Regions from separate parts of the Homo sapiens genome. Here region 1 is linked to region 2. A link is a contact called in ENCODE Hi-C or POLR2A ChIA-PET data. All regions are on one chromosome and are shown on one strand. The core of a region is the stretch at or near the end of the contact, and the rest is flanking DNA. Distances in the headings are between cores, read along the strand shown. Region 1 overlaps MRPS23 (mitochondrial ribosomal protein S23). Region 2 overlaps MSI2 (musashi RNA binding protein 2).

Region 1 (7,480 bases), core at 3,954-6,453, 550 kb after region 2:
CGGGCAGATCCCTTGAGCCCAGGAGGTTGAGGCTGCAATGAGCCATGATTGCACCACTTGCCCTCCCACCTGAGTGACAGAGCAAAACCCTGCCTCAAAAAAACAAACAAAAAACAAAACAAAAAAAAACACTTCAGAAAAAATATAGATGAGCAAAAACAGCAAAATATTAATAATGGTTTAGTCTACATGATAAACATATGGAGGATCTTTATATGATTCTTTTTTTTTTTTTTTTTTTTTGAGATGGAGTCTTGCTCTGTCGCCCAGGCTGGAGTGCAGAGGCGCGATCTCGGCTCACTGCAACCTCCACCTCCCAGGTTCAAGCAATTCTCCTGTCTCAGCCTCCCGAGTAGCTGGGATTACAGGTGCACGCTGCCATGGCTGGCTAACTTTTTGTATTTTAGTAGAGACAGGGTTTCACCATATTGCCCAGGCTGGTTTCCAACTCCTGAGCTCAGGCAGTCCACCTGCCTCGGCCTCCCAAAATGCTGGGATTACAGGCATGAGCCACTACACCCAGCCAATTCTCTCTACTTTTATGAATGCTTCCATAATCAAATTTAAAATGTGGGTTTGTTTTGTTTTGTTTTGTTGTGTTTGAGACAGGGTCTCGCTCTGTCAGTCAGCCTGGGGTGCGGTGGCATGATCATAAATCGAGGTTTCAGTGAAACCTCGAACTCCTGGGCTCAGGGGATCCTCCCACTTCAGCCTCTGGAGTAGCTGGGACTACAGGCACACACTACCACGCATACCTGGCTAATTTTTAAAAAATTTTTTGTAGAGATGGGGGTCTCACTATAATGCCCAGGCTAGTTCCGAACACCTGGCCTCAAGTGATCTGCCTACCTTGGTATCCCTAAGTGTTGGGATTACAGGCATGAGCCACTGTGCCCAGCCTGAAAAGATTTTAAAGAAGTATTTAATAAATCTTGGAAGATGCTGATTCTGCTCTTCTTGGAGCTCCGCTTGGACCCATGGACCCAAAGAACAGGACTTCAGGGATCTTGTAGCTCAACCCCCTCATCTTACAAATGGCTAAAAAGGTTTGAAGACTTACCAAAGTCATACAGCCAACAAATGGATGAGCTGGGGCCAGGCTGGGGTCTCCAGGAGCCTTACCCAGTGTCCTATCTACTGTCTCATGTCTGCCTCATTTTTGGACAAAAGGAGCTATTTTTAAATGTCAATAAAGAACCGGGGTACACTCAGTTCTTTTTTTCTTAAGGCAGACATTGCCTATGGGTCGATGGGTTCTCATCGTAAAAAACCCCTGACTATACCCGGAAAGTTTTATTCTCTTCAACATAAAATTAAAGTATATTCAAGTCCTTTAGATCTTACAGCCACTCCTTTGGGGGTTGGCAAAGCATGTGTCAGTCGAGCAATAAACATCTGTCATCTAGAGCTCATTAATATTAATTACAAGTGGCCAGTGGCTCAGGGGACCTCAGTCCTGCAGATGAGATTTTCCTAAATTTGACCTTCTTAGACTTACAGGTGTTTAAACTGGTTCTTTTAAGAAGCCAGTCTATGGCCAGGCGCAGTGGCTTATGCCTGTAATCCCAGCACTTTTGGAGGCCGAGGACGGTGGATCACTTGAGGTCAGGAGTTCGAGACCAGCCTGGCCAACATGGTGAAACCCCGTCTCTACTAAAAATACAAAAATTATCTGGGTGTGGTGGCACATGCCTGTAGTCCCAGCTACTCAGGAGGCTGAGGCAGGAGAATCACTTGAACCCAGGAGGCGGAGGTTGCAGTGAGCCAAAATCACGCCACTGCACTCCAGCCTGGGCTACAGAGCAAGACTCCATCTCAAAAAAAAAAAAAAAAGGCCGAGGGCAGTGGCTCATGCCTGTAATCCCAGCACTTTGGGAGACCGAGGCTGGCGGATCACCTGAGGTCTGGAGTTCAAGACCAGCCTGACCAACATGGTGAAACCCCATCTCTACTAAAAATACAAAAATTAGCCAGGCGTGGTGGCAGGCACCTGTAATCCCAACTACTGGGGAGGCTGAGACTAGAGAATCACTTGAACCCAGGAGGCGGAGTTTGCAGTGACTGGAGATCGTGCCAGTATACTCCAGGCTGGGTGACAAGATCGAAACTCCGTCTCAAAAATAAATAAATAAAAATTTAAATAAAAAAAAAAAGCCAGTCTAGGCCCATTTCAACAATCAAAAGGGAAGAAATAAACACTCCCAAGTATCAGAGGTTAGGTTGCCCAATAAGCCAGGAGGGGCCTGGCCAGAATGCTACAGGACTGTGGGACATTCTGGTGCCTTCTGTCTGCCTGGAGCTTGGGTTGCCAGATCCTCCTCCTTAGCTGGCCCATCTCCCACAGCCCTTTTCTCTTCTCTCACATAGGAAAGTTGGGGATGGGGCAAAGCTACCAAAGACAAGCTTTACCTTCTCATATTTAAATTGGAATTTTTCTGGGATTAAGCCCACTACCTCTTGTTCTAACCTTGGGGGCCCTTGGAGGGTGGGTAGGCAGAGAAACCAGATGTGGCTCAGGCACACTCACTGAGGTGACCTGGATCCCGGGCACTGAGCCTTCCCTTTTCCCATCTGAAAATGGAGCCCCTGCCCATGCTATGGGAGTCAGCCTGTGGCTGCTGGCAGTAGTGGCAAAGCCACCCCCTTGTCCCTGATGTCACACTCAAGGGGGCTGGAAGCCTTGAGGAGCCAGCCAAGTGACATCTATACCAGCCTGGTTCTCAGCGGGAAGCCAGATCCGAGAAGGCAATGGGCTCCGGGAGGGCAGAGGAGGTCACCTGAGCTGCAGAGAAGGGGCAGGGCCATTTCGCCCCACTGGGCGGGAGCCAGCAGGAGCTGATGATAAAGCTCAGGACCTCCTCGTATGCACTGAATATTCCAGAAATAACCCTGAGCACGCCTAGGGTTTCCACTGAGCACCTGGGAAAGGAGAGGCTTTGAAGAACAATCCTGCATTTCCTGCAGAATTTTCTAGGAGGCAGAGACTAGAAAGCTGAACTTTTCCACTAGTTGTCCCTCATCCTGCCACACTCCCTCTCCGGAGGCCATCGTCTTGGAATCTACACTGCTTCCAGGTTGAAGGCCAGTAGCATCACCACCAGCCCCACAGCCATGTTCTTCTTTCCTGCATCTTTATTTCGCGTAACAGTAGAAGGCTTGAGAGTTTACAAAGTTCTGCATAGCCAGCATCTTATTCGGGTTTTGCACCCCAAAACATACTTGGTGCTAATATTATTTTCCCCGTGTCAAAAACAGGGAAATCATTCATTTGTTCACTTGACAAATATACTTCCAAAAATCTATTAGGTTCCAGATTCTCTCCTGGGGCTGGATGTGGCTCAAAATGGTCAAGTGATTTCTCTAAAGCCATGGCCACAAAGGAGTGCCAGCGTCAGGATTTGAATCCAGTCCTTTTGACTGAGACTTAGAGAGGAAAGAGGTCAGAGCCCTTCCCCTGTAACCCACCTGGGTGGCACCCTTAGCTCTGTGCTCCTCTGGCCTCACATCCCAGGTAATTCAAGGCAGAGGGGCCCACCATACACTGGCAGACCACCAGGGTAAAATAAAGTGGGAGGGTAGGAAGGTCAAGGATAGATCTTTCTGGTCCTCTAGGCCTCATCCTCACCCTGCCCACCATTTCTGCCCTGGCACCCACTGCCTCCCCATGCCCTTCATAGGGAGAAGCTCCAGAAAGAGTTTCAGAAACTCCTAATTGCTGACTAGCCCCAGGTCCCCAAAACAATGGCTCTGATGTTGGAACTATTTTCCCTGGCCGGGCCTCTAGGTAGTGACCCTCTGGCTTTCCTCCATAATCTGGGGCAAAGAGGGTGGAGAAAGAAAGCAGAAAAGTGTGCTGAAAGGAAGGCAGTTGGGGGGAGTGTAGAGGGGCAGCAAGGAGGCAGAAAAGGGCCGGGCATGGTGGCTCATGCCTATAATCCCAGCACTTTGGGAGGCCAAGGCGGGAGAGTCGCTTGAGGCCAGGAATTTGAGACCAGCCTGAGCGACATAGCATAGAGACCCTATCTCTACAAAAAAATTAAAAATAAAAAATTAGCTTGGCATAGTGGCATGCACCTGTAGCCCTAGCTACCTGGGAGGCTGAGGCAGGAGGACCACTTGAGCCCAGGAGGTTGAGACTGAAGTGAGCTATGATTGCACCACTGCACCCCAGCCTGAGTGACAGAGAGAGACTTTGTCCCTATTTTTAAAAAAAGGAAGCAGGAAAGAAGAAACAGAATGAGTGTCATTGAGTGTCATTTAAAATGTTGGTTTCTACACACACGCTTGCCCACAGGCATACACAATCCAAGAAGTTACTAAATAAATGCACATTTTCCAGTGAAACCTACCAGCATGGGATAAGTTCCAAAAGCGGATAGTTCCCAAGATGTTCTCTAGTTTCCTCCTTTGTTGTTGTTGTTGTAGTTGTTTTTTAATTTGATTCATTTACTTGGTGCTAGAAGTTTGGAAGGAGATAAAGGACAGAGTAACTACTGGGGGTGGGGGATAGAGAAAGCTGTGTTTAGACGAGTGGCTGGTGAAAGAGGACACAATACCGTTTCTTCTCAATGTTAATCTAGCGCATGTTAATTCCTCCCCACCCAGTGGGAATCGACAGTGGCTGAAAGCCTTCTAGGCACTGACAGCAAAGACGGAGTACTCGCCAAGAACTTTGTTCACGTTCTCATTCAGTCCTCACAGCAACTTAGTGAGGTAGACGTTGTTACCCTTGTTTTACAGATAAGGAAATTGAGGTTCAGACGGTTCACTAACTCCCCTAATGTCACCAGACAAAGCAACAGATCAGGGTTTCAAACCCAGGTCTGTTCTCCAAGGCCTGGGTTTTTTCCGCTGCTCTGCCTCCCTGCCTGCACTGTTCTCTCTCCCGCTGTCCTCCACAGCAAATTCGCAGATGTGTCATTGACTGGAGAAGGTTAGGAAACACTGCTCTGGGCAGAGTCTCCAGGGGCTCAGCGCAGTAAGCTCCTTCCTCTCCAGCTCCTATTATGGTGCAAACAGTGCCGCTTCCCCGGCAGGCCTTTGTCATTTGTCCCGTGGCCTGTCCCCTCCCATCTCTACCCCATCCCAGTAGCACCCCAGGACCTCAGCTTCCTAAATTTCAGCCACAACATTATTTTTACAAGGACACTCTTCAACCTTGAAAGGCAAGGTACCCCGAGGCAAGGAAACGAAATGACTGTAGTTGAACAGCATGAGAGTCCAGCGCCATCTAGTGGTGCTGAAACCGACAAGTCCCTGGCGGTGACATTTTCAAATAATCAATATCTCATTATTAACCATAATCACAACCTGATGTTTACTTTTGGAGAAATGTTCAGCAGCAAGGGATGCACATGCACTTTTCTGCATGTTTCAGAGGCCTGCGATCCTAAATGCCACAATGACTATTAAACAGTGTCCTGCCCATGAGCAAACAGGAGAGATTGATTGTATATCTTTTTCATCTAAGCTGCTCACCAAAAACAAAGCTCAGTTGAAGCCAGTGACCTTTCACTAACTGCTGGAAGGAAAATGCTTGATAAATAATAAATAGACCACTACTGGATCTTGCTTAGAACTATCTTTTAATTAAAAGAACTGAGGAGCTAGAAGGTCCGGTGACTGACATTTATTTCAGTTGCAGTCCAGGAAAAGCATTCATTGAGGGTAAAATGATACTTGAAATGTATTTTCGTTGTCAGCTAGTATTCCCCAAAAACCCTGTCTGTAATCTGCATGGATGGAGGGTGGTGGTGGTGGCTGGCAGTAGCAACATTTTGTAGGGAACATAACACTTAACTTCCTGCCTTCTCTGCCTTCCCCTAGCAACCTTTTCTTTTTCGTGCTGCAGCAATAAACACTTGTCTGGTTCAGCATCACCACAGAAACTGCTTCAGTGCCGGGCTCATCCAATCAGAGACCCGCCTGCCACATTGAGCGCTACCCTAGGAGTGACAGGAAAGCCATTTCCCGTCTTTTCCACAGGAGGGCAGGTGCCCTTCCTCTGCCAGCCAAGGTGACCTCGACCAAGTTGCTCACTGAACCTGCTCAGCCATCCCTCATCTCACCCAGCACGGTCAAAGGCTCAGAACGCATGACTAACTTAGCCCGAGTCAGGCTCCCACCTTTTGGCTATTCTAGAATTGAGCTCAGAACATAGAGACCAGGAAGTCTCAGCCTTCCCCATCCCCTCCTCCACTCACCTTTGCTTGCTCCTAGCTCCAGTCTTCTGGCTGAGGCCGTGCCAGCTTGCGTTGACTACCAGCACCACATCATGTTCTCTGCCCTAACTCCCATGTACTCAGGAAAACTGCCAGCCCATTCTGAGTCAGGCTTGGTCACAAATGAAAGCTGAGGATGGATGAGGCCCAACTCCGGGTGCCACGTCTGGATTCCCCGGAGCAGAGGCAGGCACCAGTGCCAGCCTCAGAGAAAATCTTACTGTCCCACTTGAGTGACTTTGTTTAAAAAAAGAAATCTGCTGAAGGTTTTTAAGTGGCACGCCATCATTTATTTACAGAGAAAGGTATCACTTTAACAAAATCAGGAGTCCTTCGGGGGCAGATTATTCTGTAATACCACTTTCATTATCAGAGAACTCTCGATACAAAGTGTTCTACAAAACTACAAGAAGAATCAGGCTAGCCTTTTAAGGACATCATCAAAAATCAGGCCTACCCAATAAAGGCAGAGGCAGAGCTCTATAAAATTTGGTGAATCCAGGACCACTTAAACAAGTCAGACATATAGATGATGGAAGACATGGGACGTGAATTTCTTTTGCTGGCTTTCTCATTCCTCCTATTCTATCACTTAAAGCATTTACCTGCCAGCCCCCAACATCCCAGATCTCTCCCCACTACCCTTGGAGAGCTCATTTCTTCTCCTGGCTCCAAATCTTGCCCCTGTAGACACCTATCCCTTATCTCTGTCTGCCACTTAGATATAGCACCATCACCTTCAACTTAGTAGGTTGAGAATTGAAGCTCTCTCCCAGGAGAGCACCAGTTCCACGTCACCAACTGGGTGTTAGTGATGCTGCTAAGTTTTCTAGTCACTCAGGTTTGTGACCTTGGACTTGCTGCCTCCTTTTTGGTCCCTCTGACATGTCTCCTCTTTCCTCCTTCCCTGCCCACTCCTCCATCCCATTCTTTACATCACTCCTAGGCAAACCTTTCTTTGACCTGACACTGCTTTCACTACATTCTTTCTTTCCCTGCTCAAACTTTCCCATACCCAACTGGCTCCTCCATGTAGTTGTCAAGGCCACCATGATCTTATCTCATCCTACCAGTTCAAATGGGCTTTTCCACTACTGCTCAAAATAGTAATAAAACCACCAGCCACACATTACAAATGAGCTTTGCACTCATCTCAATTAATCCTCACAAAGCTAACTGGAAGCCAAAAAGGCAAACATTGTCCATATTTTACAGGCTGAAATACTGTGACAGGCACAGGGTCACATAGTAAAAACTGC
Region 2 (7,800 bases), core at 510-3,009:
CTCGATTTAGGCCCTAGGAAAGCATGGGAGGAGAAAATTAGGCTCCAGAGTCAGCCAAGTTGGTGCTTAGTCTGGGATGAACAGCCCAGTGAAGGAGGTTAAAGGAGGCAGAAGACCACACGCGCACGCGCACTCCCGGAAGCGTGGTTCAGGTGGGGCCTGCCGGGTCCAGGGGAATGTGTGTCCCAGGCTTGGAGCAGAGGGTGGCAGGTGCGTGGGGACGCATGGGAAGCACTCACGTTGTGCCCAGCAGGTCCATGTTTCTATCCCGGAGACCCTTGGGTTAGGAAATATTGATTGCTCTGTATTTGTAAACAATCTTTAAGGGGATCTAGTGCCAACACAAATAGTCAACTTCAGGCGAATCAAGTGGCCTCCTCTCAACAGGGAAGCCCATTGCTCTGATTTTCTGGATCGACACAGCCCCAGATTTATTTTCCTTTTTAATTCTCAAAAGGGGCCCGCTGAGTTGAGCATTGCCCAAGTATTGGTTTCTTTTCATCCCTGTTGAATTTTTTCCCTTCTTTAATGAAAGAGTTGGATTGGCTGTGCTGGGCCCTCCACCCGGTCATGGTAGTCCTGGTGACGCCTGGCTGCAGGGTTTCGAAGGTGGCCCTCATTTCAGCTGTCCTTGAGGCTCACTCCTGTGTTCCCCCTGCCCCTGCCATCCACCCCGCACCCGCCACCCCGAAACGTTTGTAGTACAGCTGCTGGCCTAGAACTCGAACTGATGTGTCTCTCACTCCAAACAAAAAATAAATCTGTGTGCTTTATGTATGTGTTTTAGAGGTGTGCCTGTGTGTTTTTTCTCTTGACAAGCTCATTCCCTACAGCTGTGCAGTCACAGCCCACTTTGAAATCTGCAGCATATATATATTTTTAAGTGAATAAGTACGAAGAGATGGGAAGATGTGGTTTGACTGTAATCCCACGTAAAACACTCTGACCCCAATTTTTAAAAAAGTATTTCATTAAAATGTTGTAGGAGACTATTACTGAGAAGAAGAAAGTTTCTAAGTTGATGGGACTCTTGTGTCTCCTAGTGTAGAGTTGATTTTGTTTTTTGGGGTCACCATGGAGATGAGAAGCATGGGGCTTCATGGCGTCATCTGCCCCCATTGGGGGAGGGCTTGTTGGCACAGGTCACCTCTGGATCAACCTCAGCCTCATCTGCTGGGGATGGGAGAAGCTCAAGTTGGCCAGGGGTTTACCCTATGCCCTCCTCAACCAGAATTAAAATGACCTTTTTTTTTTTTTTGCCTTCGAAGACAACATTGGTAACAATTTATTGAAACTATGGAGCTTAGCAGTGATCAGTTTTTGGATTTTCTCTTTCTTCAACCCCTCCCCTTTCTGGAAGACTTGTAGGAGGATAGGGGAGGTTTTTCTGTGCATAGATTGGCGTCGGTTTCTTAGAAGTTTCTTCTTTTCACCTTAAAAAAAATTGTTTGCATCCTTCCCCTTAGATAAGGAACCGTCAACATCCTTGTTAGAGCCCAGTGCGGAGGGGACCCTGAGGCACATACTGTTTTCAAGGTTAGATAGCAACAAACTTTCAGAGTAGCCGGAGTTTCAGGGGAGGGAGGGTTCTTTGGGTTCAAGGTTACCCATTTTTCCCCTGCTAGGAAGAAAGCCTTTTTGTTTTCTTTTGCCGACTTCTTCCAATAGCTTAGAGCAAATAGATTAGCAACCCAGCAGAAACCAAACCAAGGAACAAATAAAGGGGAAGTTTGCAGAGGGCCCTTGGCTGGGGGCTGGCTGCTGCTGAGGAGGCCAACTTGCGGTTTTCCATTTTCACGGTGAACCGCATTGTCTCAGCGTTCGCTGGTATTCACAAAATCAGAAAGAAAGGAAGGTGGTGGTGGGAGGGCGCACTTTTCAGGAGAGGCTGGGGTGTGGGGAAAGTATGCCCAGCTGCATGTTATTAGCAGCCTTCAAATAAAGTTTGTGGAAGGTTCCGGCCCCCACAGTCATGCCTGGGAAGCTTCTGTGTTCTTAGTAGGTGTTTTGAATTCTGTGGGATGGAACTGAATGTTTAAAAACAGTTACAGGAACGTCTCCCCAAGTAGGTATTCCTGAGAATTTCTGTGTACATGGAACTCTATTTTCTTAGCAAGCATCATTATATTTTTAGAAATGTTTTCTTTTCTCCTTGCCCGTCAGTTAGCCAAGCCTCCTACCACTCACTTTCTGTTGTGTAGTTCTGATTTTCCGAACAGGTGTTTAGATGATGAGGGGTTATATTAAGAAAGTACTAAAGAATACGTCTTATCACGTGAATCAGTATCTTTTTATTCAACATGGATGGAGTGGGAGTGGAGACCAATCTGTTTTATATTCCTGCAATCTGATGAGGGTAAGAAAAAGTTCATGCTGTTCATATTAGCTAGCCAGCCTCTTTCTGTCTTTCCCTCCCTTCCTTCTTTCTTCTTTATTTTTTCTTTCTTTCTTTTGTCTAATACCTAATTCCTTATCTCATTTTTGGGATTTTGAGAGAATAATTTTCATGTGGGGCGACAGAACTAGTGGTTGTAGTTTCACTTGTTTTTTTGACATTAAGGAAACAACAAATAGTCTTTTTTTTTTTTTCCTCAGACTGAGCACACATTTTAAGTGTTTTAGGGGGAAGCTCTGAAGGCAGTTTGTGGTGATTTTTAAAAAAATGTTTTTAAAGCTTTAGTCTCTCCTGGAAGCTTTGTGTGTCCCTGCATTTTCCTCGACGGTCGCTAATAAGAACTGCTGGTCTAAATCAGTGTCTCTGAGAGTCATTGATTCACTAATTGCTCATCATCGAGTCCTGGCTTCCCCCTCCTGCTGAGAGCACTTTTGTTTTCTGCTATTCTGCAAGGACTTGGACAGATTTCTGGAGTGTTTAAGAGGTAACCAATAAAAGAGTTTGGCGTGCCCCTGTTGGTAATTGTGCTTCTCGGAGGTGACCACGTCATTGGTATCCGGGCTCCATAAACAAGGGGCTGCCTTACCAGTGACCTTTCCCGCCTAAAACCGAAGGCCCCAAGGTCGCTTGTCTGATGGAGAATGTATTTCCCGGCTCACTGTGAGCCTCGACTTAATTTGTTCCTTTCCTAAGGCAAAATGACCTTCCAGTAAACCCACACCCCCTCCCCCGCTTATTATTATTTATTTATTTTTCTGGTGAACAAACAGAATTAGGAAAGGTGTGTTCTTCCAGGAGAGAGCGGGCAGTGTGGGAGGAGATGGCAGTCTGGCTCATTAAAATGCCGAGGTAGGTTTAAGCTGATTGCCAAGTGCGGGTCCTGCAGGTCAGAGTGTGATGCCCAGAAACAAAGCAAGGCCTAGGGAGAGGCTGGCCTGGAGGCAACTGGCTCGCGCCGCAGAGAGTTTTGAAGCCACATTTCTTCATTGGAAATTTAAAAAGAAAGAAAAAAAGCAGCCCCTTTTGCTCCATATTTATCATCTCTATAGTACCCTACAAATAAGTGGTCTCAAAAAGTTGTTTTTTTTTTTTTTTAATTTGCTGAACCTTTATAATAGGACCCTTTCTGAGGGCCCCGTGAGCCCAAGAATGCCTCCTTGCAATGTGAGTGTGGGAAATTAGTGCAGGCCCAAGGAAAGGAAGTGTGAAACTGCTTCCCTCAGTGAACACCCAGCCTGGCGAGGCTGTCCTGTGTGTCTTGGAAGCCCTGCTGGGCCTGAGTTTGGGTGCCATATAATTTGCTGGCCTAGCACCCCTTCCATGGGTCCCTCTCGGCCAGCCTCAAGGAAGGGGTCCTGTGGGGGACAGAATAGTGTGTGTGAGGGGCTGTCTGCGGGTGGAGGACTGCCGGGGCTTACCATCCTAACTTGTTGCTCAGTCGCGGAGTCTTGCATGTTGACTCTCCTGGGCTTGGTTGGCCGCTGCTGCTTTCCTGTGGTTGTTGGTTTGTGTTAGGTGTTTGGTCCTCTGGTTTGCTTTGGGTACTGGGACTTTAGCCCAGGGAAGAGGCCTGTGGTGCTTCTCTGCCTTTCGGCTCCTACGTGGGGCATTGGAAAGCCCTTTCCCTGCCTGGTTGAAACCTTCGCAAACTGCACACCTGGCCGGCCTGGCAGTCAAATGGATTCCATGGCAGCCCCTGCCTAGAGCGGAGCAGGATGTCTGTTTCGGCCGGTTATGAATGAAATCAGAGTCCTGTGCTGGCAATGCCATTGTGCGTAAGGAGTGCAAGGAATGCACTGGGCCATCTTCCCAGAGAGACCCTATAGACGAAACAGATGTGGTCAGATGAGCCCCTGGAGACAGCAGTAGTGGGGAGTGTGGGAGAGCAGGCCAGGGCGGCACCAGGAGGAGCAGGAGGAGCTCCAGGAGGATTCTGAGCCTCCTCCTCCTCCTTTATTCCTCCATCCCTCTGTCTGGGGTGGGATGTTTGGGAGAAGAGAGGCAATGTGGTATGGTAGATAGGCCTGTTCTTTGGAGACAGTTCTGGGATTGAATCCTGGCTATGTGACCTGGCCAAGTGACATAACCTCTCTGAGCCTGATGTGTGTCATCTGTAAAATGGGGATAATAAGACTTGTGTGGCAGCTCTGGGAACAGACAGAACTTTCTGTAGAGCACGTAGCACAATTCCTGGCATCTGTTAGGTGCTTAGTCAGTGTTGATTATGCAGCCAGCCTGGACCCAGCTGTTGTCGCTGGGACAGGGAGGAGGTCGTGCAGTTACCGAACCCTACACCATTGATTTTACTGCTTTGGACCGAGAGGCCCGAGTGTGCTGTTTAGCCTTCCAGGCCCTGAAAGGTTAGTTGTACCCTTCTGACTTTCTCTACAGAATCTTCCCCCTAACCTTCCTGGTGTTTGCTAAACTGAGAGTTAGCCTCACAGAGTCCCAGCTTCTCCTGGGTCATCATCCTTTTCTCTGGCCTCTGCCTGAGAGCAGCGTGCACCGGAGACTGAGGGAGGTTGGCTGTAATCAGCACAGACCCTTGGCTCTCAGCTGAGGGTGGATCCCAGTGTCTAGATGATAGATGGTGCAGTTTGGTTTCTAATTCCTGCTTGATTTAGAGAGGTGCTGGGAGTGAGTGGTGTTACAGGGAACGGAGGCTGTGGGAAGGCTGGGAGTGTGAGCGTTTGATTACCTTCTGTGCTCTAGGCCAGGGGTCCACAACTTTGGCACTGTTGACATTTTGAGCCAGATTATTCTTTGTTGCAAGGGTGGAGGTTGGGGAAGTGGGGGTGCATTGGAGTGCATTGTATCTGTAGTAGGATGTTTAGCGGCATCCCCGGCCTCTACCCACTAGATGCCAGTAGCAATCCCTCCCTGGTTGTGACAGCTAGCAATTGCCACGTGTCTCCTGGGGGACACAGTCACCCTTAGATGAGAGTCATTGGTCTAGCACTATAGGTCACTTCTCTATAAGAAGGGGAAATATTTGTATGTTTTCTGAGGTTCTGTTCTGCATGGATTGGAACCTGGACAATGAAATATTCATGAAATTCAAGAGCAGGAAAGTGCCTGGAGAGATCACCTGGTCCAGGCCCCAGCCTCCCGCAGGTGGCTAGCCACATGCCCTGGGTTTGATTTCCACGGCTCCTGCTGGTCTTCCCTTTTGGTTAAGTGAAAGGGCAGGGAGAGGGGACGTTTCCACCCAGGCCAGCATCTCTATAGAGCTTTTTGGAGTGGGAACTTCTTTTAGCAGAATGACTCTGCACTCCTGGGCTCTTGGCAGTCCTGTGTTTGGGCCTCTAGGAGTTTGGTTGCAAGCTCCACGAGTTTGATTTGCTCTCTCATCCCTGGCACACACAAATTTGTCACTCAGAGGGACTGGCTTTTCTGCATGCACTGAATGGATTTTTATTTGAAATGAATTCATTAAAAAAAAAAAGTTTTGCTTGCCAGGACTCTGCCGTCCTCTCTTCCCTTTTATTTCTCTCTGTCGTCTGTAAGACGAGCCTGGAAGGAGCTGTCTGGTGGGATTGGTTGGCCAGGGATTTTTCTAGGCCCTGATTAAAGGTAAATTATCAGATGAAAGTTGGAGGTTGCTGCTGTGCTTGTAAAAAAGTCACTTGTGTGCCATAAAATCCATCACAGCTCCCTTGGTGAGAAGGAGGAGGCCGTGAAACACTCAGTGATGCTACTTCGGCTTCCAGTGATTTGGCTTCCCTCTGCTGCAGGAGTGCTGCCCGGCAGCCCGGTGCACCCTGCTCTTGTGAGAAGCTCGCTGAATCACGTTGGTGGGAAGCTCAGAGACAGAACTGTGTGTTGCCGGCAAGTTGCCATGAAGTAGTTTTAGATGTTGGACTTAGGAGAACCAGATGGCTTTATGGAGTAGAAGCGGAGCCCATGATGTCTTGGTGACTTTTGCCTCTCTTTTGCTTAGAACCAAAGAAGGTGGTTGTCCAGTTGGAGAGGGTGTGGGGAGTCTGGCCTTGGAGAGGCAGTATAGCCCATGGTTGACAGCATGGATGCAGGGACCAGACTGCCCAGCCAGTTATAGAGGTGGGACTGTGGGCTAGTTATTTAATCTCTCTGTGCTTCAGTTTTCTCATCTATAACATGGGGATGAGAGTAATAGTACCTACTCTGGGGTCATCTTGAGGAATTTGTGCAAGAAAAGGGCTGAGCCTATAGCCTGGCCAGGGGTAAGGAAGTCATCCTTAATTATATTATCATTGGTTACACTATTCTTTTTAATTTATTTTAGTTTTTCTTTTTAGAGACAGAGTCTCCCTCTGTTACCTAGGCTGGAGTGCAGTGGTGTGATCATAACTCACTGTACCCTCCAACTGTTGGACTCAAGCAGTCCTCCCACCTCAGCCTCCCAAGTATTGGCACTACAGGCACATGCCACCATGCCCATTTAATTTTTAAAAATTTTTTGTAGAGATGGGGTCTTGTTATGTTGCCCAGGTGGGGGTCTCTAACTCCTAGCCCCGAGTGATCCTCCTGCCTTGGCCTCTCCAAATGTTGGGATTACAAGTGTGAACTACTGTCCCTGGCCTGGTTATATTATTCTATAATAGATGGTTAGCCTGGCTCCTGAGGCTTTAGGAAAGTGCTTCTCAGACTTTACTATGCAGAAAAATCAGGTGAACCCATTCCTGGGCATGCTGAAATCGGTGTCTCAGTCTTGGGGCCCAGGACTCAGTGTTTAATATCTCAGGTGGTGATATTGCAGGGAGCCCGCATATAACCTGGTGGCTCCTTCAATGGCAGTGTTGGTCAGATTCTTAAAGAATGAAGGGCCCCCGTGTCATCACAAGGAGAAGTGTCTTCCACCTTGGATTATCTGGGAAACAGTTCTGCCCACGCTGGGGGGCCTGATTTGGGCCCTGCGTCAGTGTCCTGGGTGTAAACCTCTGCGAGATGCCCCTGGGTGTCAGGTCCTGGCTGCACCCCATCGTTAGGACTGGGGGCAGCAGCAGATGAGGGAAGACTTGTCTCCTCTGGCCCATGGAGTGTCCCTGTTTTTCAGCTCAGCCAGCATCCCATACTCAATTCTGCCGGCGAGAGCTGTGGGCCTGTTTTGCAGGTTGTGTCGTTTCAGCGGGTAACTGGTATGTGTGTGCATGCGTGCAAAAGAAAACATCAAAATGTTTGGGGAGTGTTTTAGGAAAATAGCAAGGAGCAGATTGCCAAGATTCGCTTATATGTTTCTTTTTCTTTCCTTTTCGCTGTGTACATGTGTGATCAGCATCCCGGAGTGTTCTGAAATACAGCTTTGGCTTTCTTACCCCAACTATTCTTCCGTATAGCAGAGAGGATACAATTCACCACCAATAATACCGAGCAATAAATAACCCAGAGAAGATGAATAGCCTTGTGTGGTGGTAAATTAAAGTTGA

The links. A loop is a pair of places that touch in the nucleus more often than their neighbours do. ChIA-PET counts read pairs that join two places held with the same protein, here RNA polymerase II (POLR2A). Pooled maps may share reads with other maps.
Region 1: a pooled map shows a loop between it and region 2 (4-fold over the local background). The contact joins two enhancer-like sites. A Hi-C loop is called at or near these places in 2 of 50 pooled maps. POLR2A ChIA-PET finds 5 or more read pairs at or near these places in 3 of 52 experiments (AG04450, OCI-LY7 and activated naive CD4-positive, alpha-beta T cell).

What each region holds. Positions count from the first base shown.
Region 1 is chr17:57,828,293-57,835,772 of GRCh38, forward strand. MRPS23 (mitochondrial ribosomal protein S23) reads right to left here. Exons shown (of 5, transcript NM_016070.4): 5 at 6,489-7,480. Among named protein-coding and RNA genes, the nearest start is that of MRPS23, 18 kb to the right of the region's middle. RefSeq lists enhancers at 4,460-4,971, 4,972-5,482, 5,651-6,151. Within about 2 kb of position 5,204, at least 24 of the 41 ENCODE cell types and tissues checked have a DNase peak (open chromatin) inside an H3K27ac peak, as active enhancers do.
Region 2 is chr17:57,283,657-57,291,456 of GRCh38, forward strand. All of the region lies in intron 5 of MSI2 (musashi RNA binding protein 2), which reads left to right. Among named protein-coding and RNA genes, the nearest start is that of MSI2, 31 kb to the left of the region's middle. RefSeq lists an enhancer at 1,182-1,451 and a silencer at 4,978-5,153. Within about 2 kb of position 1,760, at least 10 of the 41 ENCODE cell types and tissues checked have a DNase peak (open chromatin) inside an H3K27ac peak, as active enhancers do.